2 separate regions of the Homo sapiens genome follow, and region 2 is linked to region 1. Evidence: chromatin contacts called from ENCODE Hi-C or POLR2A ChIA-PET data. All regions are on one chromosome and are shown on one strand. The core of a region is the stretch at or near the end of the contact, and the rest is flanking DNA. Distances in the headings are between cores, read along the strand shown.

Region 1 (7,830 bases), core at 2,591-5,090:
ATCCGACTGAAAACAAGTGTTTTATTTTGTAATTAAAAAAAAAACTTTACCCTTTAAAAACTCAAAGAGCTATAAAAGCACAAAGAATAGTATCATGAACCCCATGTACCCATCACCCAGATTCAGCAGTTATCAAGACAAACAAGTGTTTGGGTTTTTTTTTTTCTTTAGTATGATTTTGTTTTCATTACTGTGCTCTGTGTGCAGGATAGGTCAAAGATGGATGCCACAAGGTTACTCTTTCCAAAAGAAGTCTGTAATCCAGCTTTTCTACCACCTTCCAACAGTGAAGTGAAAGGAAAGAGCATTGCCCAGGTACTAGGGTTTGATTTGCGATTGTTCCCTGGTGCTCTGAGATGTTTCTGTGCATCTCCTTTACCATATGTTGAGCTTGAATTTTACCTTTGGATTCCCAGAGCCGAGTATTTAATGGATGTTCAATAAGCATTATTGACTTGTGAGGCAAGTGATTTCATGAGACATTGGCTTTCCATCTGGACAGGTATAAGTAAGTTAGTGCTTAGCGCACCATCCTGGGGGGACGGGGCAGATGATGGTGTAGAGTTGAGGTGGGGCCCATTATTCGAATCCTAGGGGACACTGAGAGGGAATGACAGAGCCTCTCAGGTGAAGGATTAGGAGTACAGGGCTCCTGATTTTGCTGAGAAGGAGGAAGTCAGCAAGGAGGAATAGGAGAGACTGGGGCAGAACTGCTCTCTGTGCCTGGCCCCCAGATTCAGTCATTAATAGGCCCTGGGTGAGGTAGGTCAGGATTATGAGAATGAAGACTCCATCTCCAGACCCTTTTTCTGGGTGGCCATAAGCAGCCTGCAAGCTGCCTGCACTACCAGGCCCCATGTGCCATTCCAGTGACTGTTTTATTCATTTTAAAGTTGGCAGGAGAAAGCAGGCAAAGAATGGGGCTGTTCCAAATGTTGGGGGAGTGGGGTCCACTTCCTGTCTCTGGAGTGCACTGCAGTCCAGCTGCTCTGAGCTCCTCTGGGTCAGGGCTGGGTGGGGTATGTAGTTAAAGGGTATGAAATAGGGTGTTGTAGGGACAGGAGGGAAGACACTTCAAACCCTTCCCCTCTGATCTGATCCCAGGGTGTAGCAGAGGCCTCAGGCAGGGTGCCTCCAAGGCCCTGACTTTCAGCAGGCAACCTGCCCCTCCCATCCCTGCCTGGTCTTTTTCAGTTTAAAGTTCCAGCCTGCTCCTCCGCTCCCATACATGCATGATGTATGTGTGTGTGTGTTTTAATTTTTATTCTTGGCAGAAGTTAAGACACAAGATGGATTTGGAAGGAGATTAAACTAGTCTGGGTATATGTTGGGCAGCAGGCAGCTTCATTCCTGGACTGGGAGGGCCGGGAAGGAGTGCGGCTGCAGCTCTGAGGTGGGGTAGAGGGTTGTCTCCTCCCCCAGTAGGGACCAAACTGAAAATCGACTCCTTCGGGAAGGCCAGGAGCTAGAAGCTCACTGTTAACCCTTTACAGCTGGTTTCAGTGGAGCCAAAGCCCTCTGGTCTGATCTGGTATTAAGAGGATGTTGGGACCCTTGGATGGCCAACGGCTGTTCTACTTCTCAGTGATCTGAGTCCCTGGAAGCTGCTGGCCTTGTTAAAGCAGTCATTGGTGGCTTCTCAGGCTTTGATGTCCAAACGCTTAAATTTGCGCATGCTTGGAAAACATCCCACCTCTGCTAGCATCTACCTTAGGGCCATCCTATCCCTGCCCCTAGAAGCAATTGTTCCTGGCCCCAGTCAGCAGCAGCCACTATGGCTCAGGGACCTGTTTGTCACCTTTGCTACTGTAGAGGCCGCCTTGGCCCCCAAAGTAGATGTTCTTTGCAATGGCGGCCTCCTCTTTCATCTTTATTTCTGTGCAAAGAAGAGAAAATGAAGAATCTGAAAATCCAGAAAATATCTGGGGAAATCTGAGAGAAGCTTTTTGGGAAAAATGTTTTCTTCCTTAAAATGTATTAAGATATTTAATTTGTGTGAGAAAAAATATGTATTTTAGCTTTAAAAATTATAAGAATTTCTTTGAAATGATACAGTAAGGAACATCTTTATGCAAAGTGTTCAATTTCAAACACCGTATCCAGTACAGAACATTTCTGGCAGATATTCCTTACCAAAATGACCCCAAAATCCACGGCAGAGACACCTGCACTGGGATTCTCAACGCTGGCTGCACATTACTATTTCCAGGAAGGAGTGGTGAAAATATTGATGTCAAGCTCCCATCTCCCCAGAGATTCTAACTTCATTTGCTTGAGGTGCTGCCCAGGCATTGTTATATTTTAAAGTATCCCCAGATGATTCTCCTGTGCAGTCAGAATTGGGAGCTACACATTTAATGTTATCAGAGAACAGAAGGAAAATGAGAGAACCTAGGTTAAGAAATGAGAAGCATCTTCTTGTCTCTCAGTACATAGTGGTGCATATCACCTGGATCCTAGATTCAAAGCGCTGCTACCAATCTTTGGGCTGTATTTCAATACTCAGACACTCAGGACCGACTGTAGGTGTGGAGAACTTCCGGGACTGCAGGTGCAAATGCATCTTCAGGAGTACGTATGCAGAGTACATTGTGAGAATCTGCCAAACCAATCCATCCTGAAACATGGTGGCTAGTGCATGATTCCAACTCAGACTTACTTTGTTTTCTGCCTTTCTTAATTCCTTTGTTGAAAACAGTTTTGTTGTATAACTGCTTTAAGCTGCCAAGGACCCCAAGACCAGCAAGCAGGGGAAGCAGACAGTCTAGGCTTTGAATCCTTTACTTAAGCAAGTTCCTTAATCTCTTTGAGTCTCACTTGCTGCATCTGTGTAATGGGATGAGAATACTACCGACCTCATATAGTTGTTTAGTAGTTAGACAAGATCATTCATATGTATTAGCTCATTATCTTGCACATGTTAATTCAACAAGTGGTCAAATAATTTTATTTAAGATTGGTAGTTTCTTTTTGTTGTAAATATATGCCTCAATCCCATGTTGCAACAAAATCTAGTGTAGTACATTCAATAAATCTCAGTGATTTTTAACTTGTATTTACAAATCAGTAGGAAATTAGTAATTTAGCAGGAAAAAAGGCAATCTTTAAATGTTAACTTGCTCAACATGACTATTTCAGCAAACTAAGTATTAGATGGTATATTTTATATAACTTACTAAACAAAGCAATTTCAGATCTGTAAAGTTTGTTAACAAAATATTAAATGTATTTTCTTCTTTTTCCCCAAAAATACTTATCCACATTGTGTGAATGCAACAGAATCCTGGAATTAGGGGAAGTGTTCTTTATAAGCTGGAGGAATTGATTGCTGGAGATTAAGGAATATGGACATAGCATATTCCTTAAATGTGATAATGGGGCAAGGAACAACATTTTATGGTTGAAGGGGTGGTTGGGAAATGAGGCCTATGGGAAGATGGGAAGATAAAATATCAGTGGTGGCATGAGAATATTTGGAGATAGCTTTTTTTCAAATTTGCCTTTTTAATTACAAAAGCGATGCTACATACCTTGTTTGAAAATTTCCAAGGTATTTAAAGCTAAAAGGGCAAATCCCCTGATCTTCAGAGATAACTGATACTAAAATTTAAGTGTCTCCTGACATTTTTCTATGACAACCCAGATAACTACACACCACATATTCATAAGTAACTTTTTTAAATTATAAAATGGGATCATGATGGTTTGCAAATTGCTTAAGGACATTCTTCAGGAACCTCTTAGGCCAGTATTTCTCAAAGAGTATTTGGTGAAGGTCTCATCACTAATGGTACTGTGAGAAAAAAGGATAGTTTTGTCAAATGAGTCCAGGTTTGTGGTCAAGTGAGTCCAAGCCTGTGGGTACAGACTTTAGTGCATACTCTCTCCCACTCTTGGTGATTCATGATGCATAATAGCATACTAAAGGCTCAGAAAAGGCCTGCAGTAAAGAAATCTGATAGCTTTTCTTAATATAGCATTTTCCTAAATTATTTTCGGTGGCATATTTTAATATCTGGTAGGTTTTTAGAATATTCCTCACTAATCTCCTTTCCACCACTACATCCCCACCCCTCTGCCACTGTAACCTTGTGAGATAGGCAGGAAAAGAGCTCATCTGTTCATTTAATCAACAAATACTTACTGCACTCCTACTATGTGCCAAGCATTGTGATTGATGCTGGGGATATGTGAATGAACAACATAGAAGGCTCTCTGCTCTCATGGACTCTCACTGTTTGCCTGCAGCATAGTGATGGTATTAGTCACATCCATCATTAGTCATGGTGGATGGCTGTGCTGTGTGTACCTGGGAATGGCAGAACCTCAGCAGGGGGATCCTCTTTGCAACTGGTGGAGCCTAAGAGCAGGAGGCTAGAATTATCCCCACCCCCTCTGCTCCTTCCCTTCTTCATGCCTCTCCAATTCCCCACACTTTGCTCCTGCTGTAAACAGTGGTGCCTGATCCAGCTGGCAAGGCTCCATGTGTTTGTTTTCTCTGCATGTGCCAGCCTTGCACCGAGGCCACTGAGCTTCCCAAGTTGGGGAGAGCTGGCAGGGGTTGGGGCTGGGGGCTTCCAGCAGAAGGCAGGGACTGTTTGACAGACCAACTGCAGCATGCTTCAGATTTCCAAATTGATATTTATTTAAGTTTTAGGTGATTTAAAAGAACTTTGTAATTGAGAAAGGAAGGATTGGGGATGAAGTTGGGGACTGAATGTGTATATTTGGGGGTCAGGGAGGTGGCAAAGAAAGTGAGTTTGTATGAGGTCAGATGGGAAAGAAAGTAAACTGTCATGACTCCAAAGCATACTTAGCAGCTAGAGCTGGAGCTGTTTGCTGTGCGAGTGTGTGTGTGTGTGTGTGTGTGTGTGTGCACACGTGCACATGCCTGCCTGTCTTAGAGGTGGAGAATGCACATGTCCAAGGCAGGATGCTGGGCCACCCTATGAGGGAGGTATCCAGCCCCTGAGATATTGCCTCTTCTTAAATATTTTTTGTGAAGTACTGGGGATGAATCTGCAGTAAGCATTAGACTAATGAAAATATTCCTAAAAGTAACCCTAAAAGGAGTTATTCAGATTTATTAAGTTGCTGTCACTTATGGGATACCTACTTAGTGCCAGTCATTGTTATAGATGTTTACTAATGTGATCTGTTTTTCCTTCAGCATCCCTATGCGAGTTGATTTTGTTGTCCTGTGCCAAACTGTTCCTTTTAAAGTTCGGGGTAAGGGTTTCTTGCTTGCATAAAAGTCTAGGAGGAATGTTGTCCATGTCGCAGTGCAGCCAGATGCGAACTGAAGAATGGTAGCTTCTCACCTCCCATCTTGTCATTGACTTCAGCAGTTCAGCTATTTTACCCCAAGGCCTAGATTTTTATTTGAATGCATCAGATTTCCTGCAAGCATGCATGAGCATGTAAAGGATTGGGGTGTGTGTGTGTGTGTGTGTGTGTGTGTGTGTGTGTGTGTGTGTGTGTCGGGGGTTGGAGCTGGCTTTGCCTGGCATCTGTTTGAATCAGCCCCAGAGAAAGACAGGCCAAGATGCAGCAGCCTGATCCTCATTCAGTCCGGGTCACAGCACCTGAGACCTATTTTGAGTCATGTGGAGGGTATAAATGTGGGCCTAGGGCCATTGGTTGCTTAATCATCACGAGGAAGGGGCATAGAGAATGACTGCAAGTGACAGCTTAATTGGAATTGGTAGTAATTATGTTGCCTAACTAACAGAGGAAATCAAAATGAGTCTTTTTAACCCCCAGACCTCCCTAAATGCCCAGCTTCTCATACCAAGAAAACAGCTCCTCGCTAGTCTATGTGACTACAGTGCTCGCTTCTCTCCACCATGACCTTTCACCTTGGCATCTCAGGTGAATTCATTGCTATTCCTGAGTCCTTGGTCTAACGGTCAGTTGAACCCTAAACACTTAACAGTGTGCTGGGCTCTGGGGGCATGAAGAGCTGGGGACCTCACCGCTGCCTAGTGGGCTGCCTGACATGGAATGGGTACTTGAGACCTGCCCATCGAATGGAATTGAGCTTCGTCAGGCGCCTACTTCTCTTTACATTCTTCTTCTCCACATTCAGCCCACCCCCACCCACCCCATGCTTGGAAGGTCTTATGTCCTGCCTGCCTTCTCCACTAATTAAGAACCACGGCGGGCTCCCAAACCAAATCCCTAAGGGAGATAGGAACGGGAATATCAGACACTCACGTATCACCTTCCCCTGCTCAAGCTCCACTTTGCAGCCGGAGTCCCACCTGGGATTCATCAGATCCAAACTCCATGGACTAGTTAGGCCTGGAAAAGACCTTAGAGGTAGGAGGTCTTTACAGCTTAGCAAACATTCTTTGAGTACCTGCTATATGTTGAGGTGGGAGACTTATAAACAAGTAAGTTACACTGCAGTGTGAAAATGACAGTGTAGATGATAAAGCTGAAGCTTAAGCGATGCTGACACATAGACTTCTGTTAGCTCTAGGGCTTTTTCCTGCCTTAACTGACAGACTTTGACAAATCTTCTAGGACTGTGTGAGGAATGAATATAGATGATCGAAAGGGGAATTCTTTTAAGACTTGTGAAAGAAGCTACATTGGAGAACTGACCTTCCCATGTACTGAGGACGGCCTGTGTGTGTGTATGTGTGCACATGGGCATGTGCACACATGTGTGTAGGAACCTGTGTACATTTCTTTTATCATTCTCCTGATGCCTTTGTTAGTGTTTCTGGCTCCCTGCCTGTTCTTAATAAAATCCACAGTTTATCTTGTAGCTTAACCTTTCTTGAGGCCATGCTACATTTCAATTTTGGTATAATAGAAAGATGTTGTCAAAGCTGATGGGGGCTAGGTCCTAAGCTCATTGAAGACTGGAGGCTGTGCCTTGTTTTCCTCTACATCCCCTAAGCCTTTTGTACAGTGTGTGGCACCTAGAGGGTGCTTACTGTCAGCACTGAATTGCGCCCAGTGCCCACCAGGGACCTGCACCTCTCATCAGGAATGACTTTGGGATTGCCAGCTGTTCTATCTGCTCCTCTCAGCATGAACACTAAGCAGAGTGCCTTGTTTTTACTGCACTTGGGAGCCATATCCTGTTGCCTTTTTGGATGATTCGGGGGAAATTCCTTGTCTGTGGTTCCGTATGTGTTGCAGGCTGAGGGTTGGCTTGCTCCCTCGAGCGCTTCCTGGGATAATACACTGTGTTCTTCTCAGGGCTCCATTGTTTCCCATAGGCACTTTCAGCTGGAGTCAGTGTTCCAGTCTTCCTCTGAGCCTGTTTATAATAGTAAGGTTTGTGTTCACACACTGGTCGCTAGTCAAATGGGATTGGTTTTCCTTTGTGTAAGACATAGGACTTTAAGCTCTTAAGATCTGCTTTAAGTGCTGTTCAGGTCCTGGGACTGTTTGTTTACATGCCTTTTGGCTACTGTCCACCCAGGCTTTAAACACTTCCTTTTACATGGGTTATTTTGTCAACTCTGAGCACCTAAAGGTTGGGAAGTAGATGCTCTTATTTCCTTTCCAGCCACTATATTAGCGTTTTAGTTCATTTTACATGACTTATGTGGGTATAACCCTGGTCATATGTTGTAATTAGAAAGAGGGATGGAGAAAAAGAACAGGTGGTTTTGTTGTGGCTTTGAGCATTCACTGAATGAGGTCAGAGGTGGGCTCCTCTCTGGGGCTGGGAGTGGGAGTCCAGGAGGGATTATAGGGGTATGTTTTCCTTTATATAAACACTTCTCCACAACGTCTTGTCTCAACTGACCTACTGTATGATGATGAGGATATTTTCCTTTTTCCCTCTGAGCAAGTAGAGACACTGTG
Region 2 (7,830 bases), core at 2,194-4,693, 45 kb after region 1:
CCCATCTGGCCCTGGGACAGAAAGACACAGCCCTTCTCACCCTGCTCTGGTTTCCTGGCAGAACCCCCTGAGGTCACCATGGAGCTATCCCAGCTGGTCATCCCCTGGGGCCAGAGTGCCAAGCTTACCTGTGAGGTGCGTGGGAACCCCCCGCCCTCCGTGCTGTGGCTGAGGAATGCTGTGCCCCTCATCTCCAGCCAGCGCCTCCGGCTCTCCCGCAGGGCCCTGCGCGTGCTCAGCATGGGGCCTGAGGACGAAGGCGTCTACCAGTGCATGGCCGAGAACGAGGTTGGGAGCGCCCATGCCGTAGTCCAGCTGCGGACCTCCAGGCCAAGTGAGTGTAGCCCAGGGGTCTGAGATTCCAGCTGATGATTCACTGAATCCTTTTCTCAAATGAAATCTAACTTGGAACCCCAGTATATAAGATAGAAAAAAGTAGCTTTTAGTTGTAAGCTCAAATTTATATGAACTTAATAAATCTGAAGTACAGATTTTCACTAATGAAAATAACCCATTTAATTGCTGTATTTTAAAAAAATATTTCTGTGGAACCCAGTTTGACAACCACCACTCTAGTGCTTTGGTAAAGAAAAGCCAGTCTGTCCTTCTCAGCAAGCTTCATTCCAGTTGGGGCCTATGCCAGCTGAGCAGTGACCATGCTCAACCTAGGGAGAGGTAATGGGGATGCAGAGCAACAGGGCAAAGACCCTGCCCTCGAGAACTCCCCTATGGAGACGAAACTTACCAGGGAAACAACTTGAGAAAAATACAGCAATGAATATAATACGATGCTAAGTCAGCATTATCGGGTGCCCATGTCCTGTGGTGGGGAAGGTCAGGTAGAGGAGAGACAGGTGCTGGCAGATTCTGTGGAAACCTCCTGAAGGAAGCACTGCCCCTCCTGGCCTCACAGACTCTCAGAGGACATTCCCAGTTGCGTTCATATCTCATATTCAGTAGGAAAAGGCCCACATGGTGCCGTGGTGTTAAAATTCCACCATGAAGGGACATGTCCCCACCTCCAGCCTAGACCGAGAAGGAAGGCGCAGGGTTCCTGGGCCTCGGGAGAAAATTGAGTTAGTTCACTGGAGATGCACCTCACGTGGATTCAGGAGTTTGCTTGCCATACCCAAGCCACCCCTGAGCCCTGGCCAGGCAGGCCAGCCTGCCTTTTCCTTCTGGCAGGACAGGGACACCAGCGCTGTCTTCCACGGAGCCTGGCTGGGCAGCACAGAGTGGGTGGCGGTACAGCTGATGGTGGGCCCAGGTTGCCTCTCTGTCTTCTTTCTGTTTTCTCCCCAGGAACAACAGCTCAGCAGGTAAACCAGGAGACTAACCTTTCCTTCTGCTTCCTGTTGGTCCTCCAGGCATAACCCCAAGGCTATGGCAGGATGCTGAGCTGGCTACTGGCACACCTCCTGTATCACCCTCCAAACTCGGCAACCCTGAGCAGATGCTGAGGGGGCAACCGGCGCTCCCCAGACCCCCAACGTCAGTGGGGCCTGCTTCCCCGCAGTGTCCAGGAGAGAAGGGGCAGGGGGCTCCCGCCGAGGCTCCCATCATCCTCAGCTCGCCCCGCACCTCCAAGACAGACTCATATGAACTGGTGTGGCGGCCTCGGCATGAGGGCAGTGGCCGGGCGCCAATCCTCTACTATGTGGTGAAACACCGCAAGGTATGGCCCTGGTGTGGGGCTGCTGCCTCCCCTGCACAGCCTTTCCAGCAAGGCTGAGCAGAGTCACTGTCTCTTGGCCATCTCCCCTTGAGCTCCTGAAGCCTGAGCCGGTAATCCCCACCACTAAACAGGCCCTTCTGTCTCCTCCAGTGTCCATCCCTGCCACCTCCCAGGAAGCTGGTTGTAAGATGGGTGTGTGGGACCCTGGAAGGCCCAGGAAAAAGCCTTGTGCGTGCATCCAGTACTAAGCTCTATGCACTCAATTCCCAGAAGCTCACACTGGCTTCTAGTCCCTGAGGAGACCGTGAACAGTCTCCCTGGTAACCATCACCCTCCTTCTTGCTTTCCTCTGTCGTTAGTTGTTGATGTTACATTTTGGTTTTTTATGAAAGTAAGCCGTGCTGGGTACATACCTGCAGGAACCCTGGCATGGTAAGCCAGCTGTAATGCCAGGAAAACAAATATTTGTGAACAAGTGTTTTCTCTGTAGGCTGTGAAACACCCGCTCAGTTCTCAGAATCTGTCATGGCTTGGGTTGGACAAGCAGGCATTTGAGCTCAAAGCACATCATGTTGTTCAGACCTCAGCTGTTTCTCCTTGACAGAAGGAAGTCTGTCCAGGTGAATGCTTCAGGAGCTGTCAGGGAGGGAGTCTCGGGCTCTGACAGGATGCGGGGGCAGAGCCCAGCCAGGCCTATGCTCCTGGACACTGTGTCCTGTGAGGCAGGGCAGGGTCCCCAGGCCGCCACTCTCGCTCAAGGCCGTGCTCTTACCTGCCGTTACCCCACAGGGATGAGGACATGAAATTCCCTGTAAGAAAATGTCCTTGAAAATGTTTTTGTTCACTCCAAGTATATGCCATTTTCTTTCTAAGGCCATTTGATAGTAGAAAACTATTATTCTTAAATGGTTTTTTAAAAATTGTATGTGATAAAAGCATATACATGCTGATTTTGCTTATAAAAATGCTATGTGCACTTGATGGAAAGCATATGAATGTGGAATTAAAAGTCTTTCTCCACTCCTCCCCACCTCCACAAACAAGCAAGAAAACAGAACCAACCCTGCACAGTGGAGAGCGCTAGCTGTGCGGAAGCTGTTTCCCTGCCTTGGAGCCCTGGCCCCTGACTCCTTCTATTCTGTTTTTTTCCCCTTACATGCTCTCCTAGAAGTCCTTGGGTCAGGACAAGTCCACAGAGACCCTGGGGTTGTCAGAAAGACACCTAAGGCAGAGCACCCCCTATGCTCCCTCTGCTGCCTCCCCAGAGGCAGGGGGACGGGGCGAGCAGTTTCTCATTAGCCCTCCACCTGCTGGCCTCTTCATAGGCAGCCAGCAAAGCGGGTGAATGAGTTTTTAACAAAAAGCAGCATTGTTCACATGTTGTAGGGCAGGGCTGGTCCTAATCCTATTTCCCCATGTAACTGGACACCTCCATCTCAGAGTTGTAGACAAAGATCAGGGCAGGCCAAACGCCCATGGTTCCCAGGAGACAAAACCCAGCATGAGAGCAAGACTAATATTTTTCAGGCCAATAGGTGGCCGTGAAGCAGCCTCGCAGAAGAGGCAGATTGGCAAAGGCCATGCCGTGGTGATCCGGAAATGCCAGGCTCAGGCCGCATTCACCCCCTCAGTGTGTGTGACAGTGACTAATTACCCTTCTATTTCTTATTTTCATTTCTGGGCCCAGTGGAAGTGTGAGGCCAGTGCTGGGAGGGCAGGGTACATGGGGCGCAGGGGAAGTGAGAGTCCGGACAGGCCCCTGCTGCGTCTGGCTTCTCTCAGGCTCCAGCCTGGGGTCTCCTCAGCCTGGGGTTGCCAAGGCAGAAGTTCTGGCTTGAAAGCAGTTCCTCTCTTACGGAACTAACAAGTCTTAAAGATCACCCGAGAAAGAATTTGAAATCGAAAGTCAGCATTCGGGCTGTGTTTTTTCATCCCCCTTCTCTTGCTGGGGATTGGGAATCATTCAGCTAATTTTCACTGTTTCACATCCATGAAGCAAGTTTCATTTCCTGGTGCATCTGCAGACCCTGGGCTACTGTGTTTGGGTTTCCAGCACCACTGGGGAGTCTCAGTTTGTAAAAACGTCTCCCCTTGGAACAAATCCTGGAAGCCTGACAATGAGCCCAGACCATTCCTGTGCCTTGAATGGTAGGTTTTGTTCGACTTTGGAATATTCTGCTCAGAGAGAAGAGCTTTTCCTTACAGCTGTTTTCTTCCTTCAGCAAACCACAACTTGAGGCTCCAGCAGGTTCTCTGGGGTGTAGAGTTGGCAGTAAAGTCTGTTGTCCCGAAAGGTGGCGCGGCAAAGATGAGCAGCCTCTCAGCATCACCTGTTGGGGAGCCTGGAGCTCCCTTACTTTTTCCTTTAAAGAGCTAGGAATTTGAAGCTATTAAAGATTAATCCATCACAGTCACAATTCATCCACAGTTTTTAAGTTCTGAGCAAGGACTGAAGGCAGGAGCGGAAACAAAGAGGATTGAAATGATAGAAACTGCACTGGGCTGAGGATGTGGAGAGGGGTCTAGAGAGGCCAGGCATTTGCTGGGCATCTACTGTGCACCAAGCTCACTGTGGGGCACTTTATACAACTTCTCTCATTTAATCTTCAGAATAACCTGAGAGAGTTTATTTGCCTCATTGGTGAAATGCAGAGCTGAAGGGTCAGAGAGTTAGGGGACTTGCTCTGAGTTACACAACCGGGATTTGAACCCAGGACTTTGGATCCCAGACTCTTCTTCCCAGGATAGGGTGCAATGATGGGCATGCTCTTTGGAGTCAAGTCACCGTTTTGGTGCTCACTAGCCGTGTGGCCTTGAGCAAATTGCTCATTTCTCTAAACCTTAGTCTCCCTATTTGTGAAGTGGAAACAATATTAACACCAATCTTTTGGGCTATTTTGAGGAAAAGGAAGTAGCACCTATAAACTGCTTAGTTCCATGCATAGCACAGAGCAAGTGCTTAGCGAATGTTGCTATTTTAATGGGTGCTGATACTTTCGTTACCTTTCTCATCATTGTGTCTCATTAGAATATAAGCAGAGGGAACTGCATTTGGTTTACATACAGAAGGAGAAAGAAAACAAAACATGGAGATTCTTTGAAATACAGGGAGAGAAGGTCTTTGGAGGAGTTCTCAGCAATATCAGTCAGGCTGTCTGACTTCCCCCACTGAGGTTTCTTTGATGAGATCATTAGACGAGGGATCAGGGAGCCTGACTTGAATGTCCCAGTGAGGTTGGTGTCCCATAGCCAGGGGGGCCAGTCCGAGGCTGTGCCACCCTAACCCCAACCTGGCTTATCGTCCTTCCCCTTCTCCTGCCCTCTTGGGCTCAGCGCTGCTTTCTTTGTAAACCATAGCCCACTCGTAGCCCGAGGCTGAGATGCCGGTCTTTATACCAGCTACCTTCTCCAGCAGGTCACAAATTCCTCTGACGATTGGACCATCTCTGGCATTCCAGCCAACCAGCACCGCCTGACCCTCACCAGACTTGACCCCGGGAGCTTGTATGAAGTGGAGATGGCAGCTTACAACTGTGCGGGAGAGGGCCAGACAGCCATGGTCACCTTCCGAACTGGTGAGAGTCAAACATTGCCCCTTGCTTAGGGTTTCCGTGGGTCTAAGCAAGTTCCACTGGCCCAGGTGAGAATTCCTGCTCACCTTGCCCCAGCTGTTCACCTTGAACTTCATCTTTCCTTCCAGCTACTGCCTCCTTGTGGTTTGTGTGCTAGGCTGAGGTCCCAGCTCTCATCAGGAGAGTAGCCAGCCGGCCTCTCTGGCACCCCTTCATCCCTCTCTCACACAGGGGCCAGCAATAGTACCACAACAGAACCAGTCTCGGCCGAGGCTGAGCCCACACCCTCAGTGCCCCGGATGCTTATTTGCATCACTTTGTCATGCCGCTTAGCAGAGTCTCAGGCAAAAAGGACTCTGTGGGAGGGAGATCTCATGCCTGCTTCCTCCCTTGCTGACTACAACCCATTTCCACCCAGGACGGCGGCCCAAACCCGAGATCATGGCCAGCAAAGAGCAGCAGATCCAGAGAGACGACCCTGGAGCCAGTCCCCAGAGCAGCAGCCAGCCAGACCACGGCCGCCTCTCCCGTAAGCCGCTAGCAGCAGGGACGGACGCGCAGTCAGGACTGGAACTGCCTCAGAGGCCTGTTCCCATGGCTGAATGGGGTCTTGCTTCTGTAGGTCCAGGGTTTTTATGACATCTCCCAGTTAACCACAATGAGGAAATGTAGTTTGGAGCTTTTTAAATAAAAGGCTGGCATTGATGCTGGGATTGCTCACTGGGTGCATCCAGAGAGCAGCAGAGGCCAGAGCTGTGGTCCTTGGGCCTCCACACTCTGGCTTTGCAGAAGGATAGCATAAGGGGTCTTAGCTCAAAGCCCAGGCAGCCGTGGGGAGGTCTGATGTGAACACCAGTGGGTGGAGGGCTGTGGGGAGGAGCGGGCCCGTCAGGAGCAGGCCAGGCCCAGTGGGCATACAGCGTCATCTCACCCTGCTTCCTTCCTCACGTCATCTCACCCTGCTTCCTTCCTCACTGGATACGGTCTTTCCCAGCCCCAGAAGCTCCCGACAGGCCCACCATCTCCACGGCCTCCGAGACCTCAGTGTACGTGACCTGGATTCCCCGTGGGAATGGTGGGTTCCCAATCCAGTCCTTCCGTGTGGAGTACAAGAAGCTAAAGAAAGTGGGAGACTGGATTCTGGCCACCAGCGCCATCCCCCCATCGCGGCTGTCCGTGGAGATCACGGGCCTAGAGAAAGGTAGGGGCCTGGCCACACCGTGGCCTTGGCCTGATCCCCCAGCTGCCCCTTTCCGCCTGGAGGAGGATGACGAGCCTGGGATCCCCTTCTCTCGGCCCAGGCCCCCACCCACCAGCATGCCTCCATGTTGCTGTCTGTGGTGTTTACCACAGTCCTAAAGCCTTCTGCCTCCCTCCAGAAGAGCATCCAGAGCCATCTCCCCTGCAGCTCAGCTCTGACAGTGGCGGGTGTTCTTGTGAGGCCTTTGAGAACTTGCTTTGGGGAAGGGCTGCCCAGAAGACCCCTCCAGGTCCTGGGCCTTGAAAGGCCATGGGAGAATCAGAAGGTATTTCCCAGCTCCTGAGTTCAGTGAGTGTCCCTCTCACCAGGCACCTCCTACAAGTTTCGAGTCCGGGCTCTGAACATGCTGGGGGAGAGCGAGCCCAGCGCCCCCTCTCGGCCCTACGTGGTGTCGGGCTACAGCGGTCGCGTGTACGAGAGGCCCGTGGCAGGTCCTTATATCACCTTCACGGATGCGGTCAATGAGACCACCATCATGCTCAAGTGGATGGTAAGCGGGCCTGGCCGTGGACTGCAGTGGAAGACGGCCTCCCCTAAATGCCCTTCCCTGTGAGCCTGGGGATTAGACTCCCCCGAACAGGGCACCTGAAAGCTTCATCAGTGGAATTTGGGAGGCTCTTAGTGGCTGGAGCTGCTCTAGTGGTCTCCTGTTGATTCTGGTGCCTTGACCTGGTAGACCTCACCCTCCTTCCTGCCCTTCCCCTGACACCACAGGGGATCCCAACACAACTGTTCAGGGCCCCTTCTCAGCCACAGGGGCCCCTCACATGTCCAGGGAGATCAGAAGCAATTGAAGTCTTTGGAGAAATGGCAATTTGTTTCTTCTCTTCAAAAGCTTAGGGACCTCTAGGCTAAATAAAATAATGAGTAATCTTTACAACATTTTTCAGAGAACCTCAGGGATATCATTAGAAATCTTTGCCAGGGGTCCCAAGTGAAATTCAAACTCTGGACTGGGGTAGAACCTTCATACACCAGTGGTTTTGCTTTGATGATGTTTTCTCTGCCCATTGTCAACTTGTTTCTTCTCCATTCCCTATAGTACATCCCAGCAAGTAACAACAACACCCCAATCCATGGCTTTTATATCTATTATCGACCCACAGACAGTGACAATGATAGTGACTACAAGAAGGATATGGTGGAAGGTGAGACACAGTTCTGTGTTTATAGCTTCTGCGTGATATAGTTTCCTCCGCTGGCATGGGGGACAAGGTATTGGTGAAATCTGGTGAAGCATAAACCTGCATCTGGTGTGACACGAAGCTCTAAGCTCCGTGTCATTGACTCATTCATAATACCCTTGAAGCTGTCAACTTCAT

What was found. Hi-C counts contacts between places; a loop is a spot of excess contacts on that map. ChIA-PET counts read pairs that join two places held with the same protein, here RNA polymerase II (POLR2A). Pooled maps may share reads with other maps.
Region 2: a map of mammary epithelial cell shows a loop between it and region 1 (6-fold over the local background). The contact joins two enhancer-like sites. A Hi-C loop is called at or near these places in 5 of 168 maps with a recorded cell type or tissue (PC-3, PC-9, mammary epithelial cell and 2 more) and 4 of 50 pooled maps. POLR2A ChIA-PET finds 5 or more read pairs at or near these places in 7 of 52 experiments (H1, PC-9, WTC11 and 3 more).

The regions. Positions count from the first base shown.
Region 1 is chr3:113,227,716-113,235,545 of GRCh38, forward strand. The region is part of intron 2 of BOC (BOC cell adhesion associated, oncogene regulated); the gene reads left to right. Among named protein-coding and RNA genes, the nearest start is that of BOC, 20 kb to the left of the region's middle. Within about 2 kb of position 3,841, at least 4 of the 41 ENCODE cell types and tissues checked have a DNase peak (open chromatin) inside an H3K27ac peak, as active enhancers do.
Region 2 is chr3:113,273,008-113,280,837 of GRCh38, forward strand. BOC (BOC cell adhesion associated, oncogene regulated) reads left to right here. Exons shown (of 20, transcript NM_001378074.1): 8 at 62-334; 9 at 1,368-1,675; 10 at 5,088-5,250; 11 at 5,666-5,776; 12 at 6,242-6,448; 13 at 6,817-6,998; 14 at 7,551-7,656. Among named protein-coding and RNA genes, the nearest start is that of BOC, 65 kb to the left of the region's middle. RefSeq lists enhancers at 1-766, 3,008-3,107, 3,518-3,597. Within about 2 kb of position 3,444, at least 21 of the 41 ENCODE cell types and tissues checked have a DNase peak (open chromatin) inside an H3K27ac peak, as active enhancers do.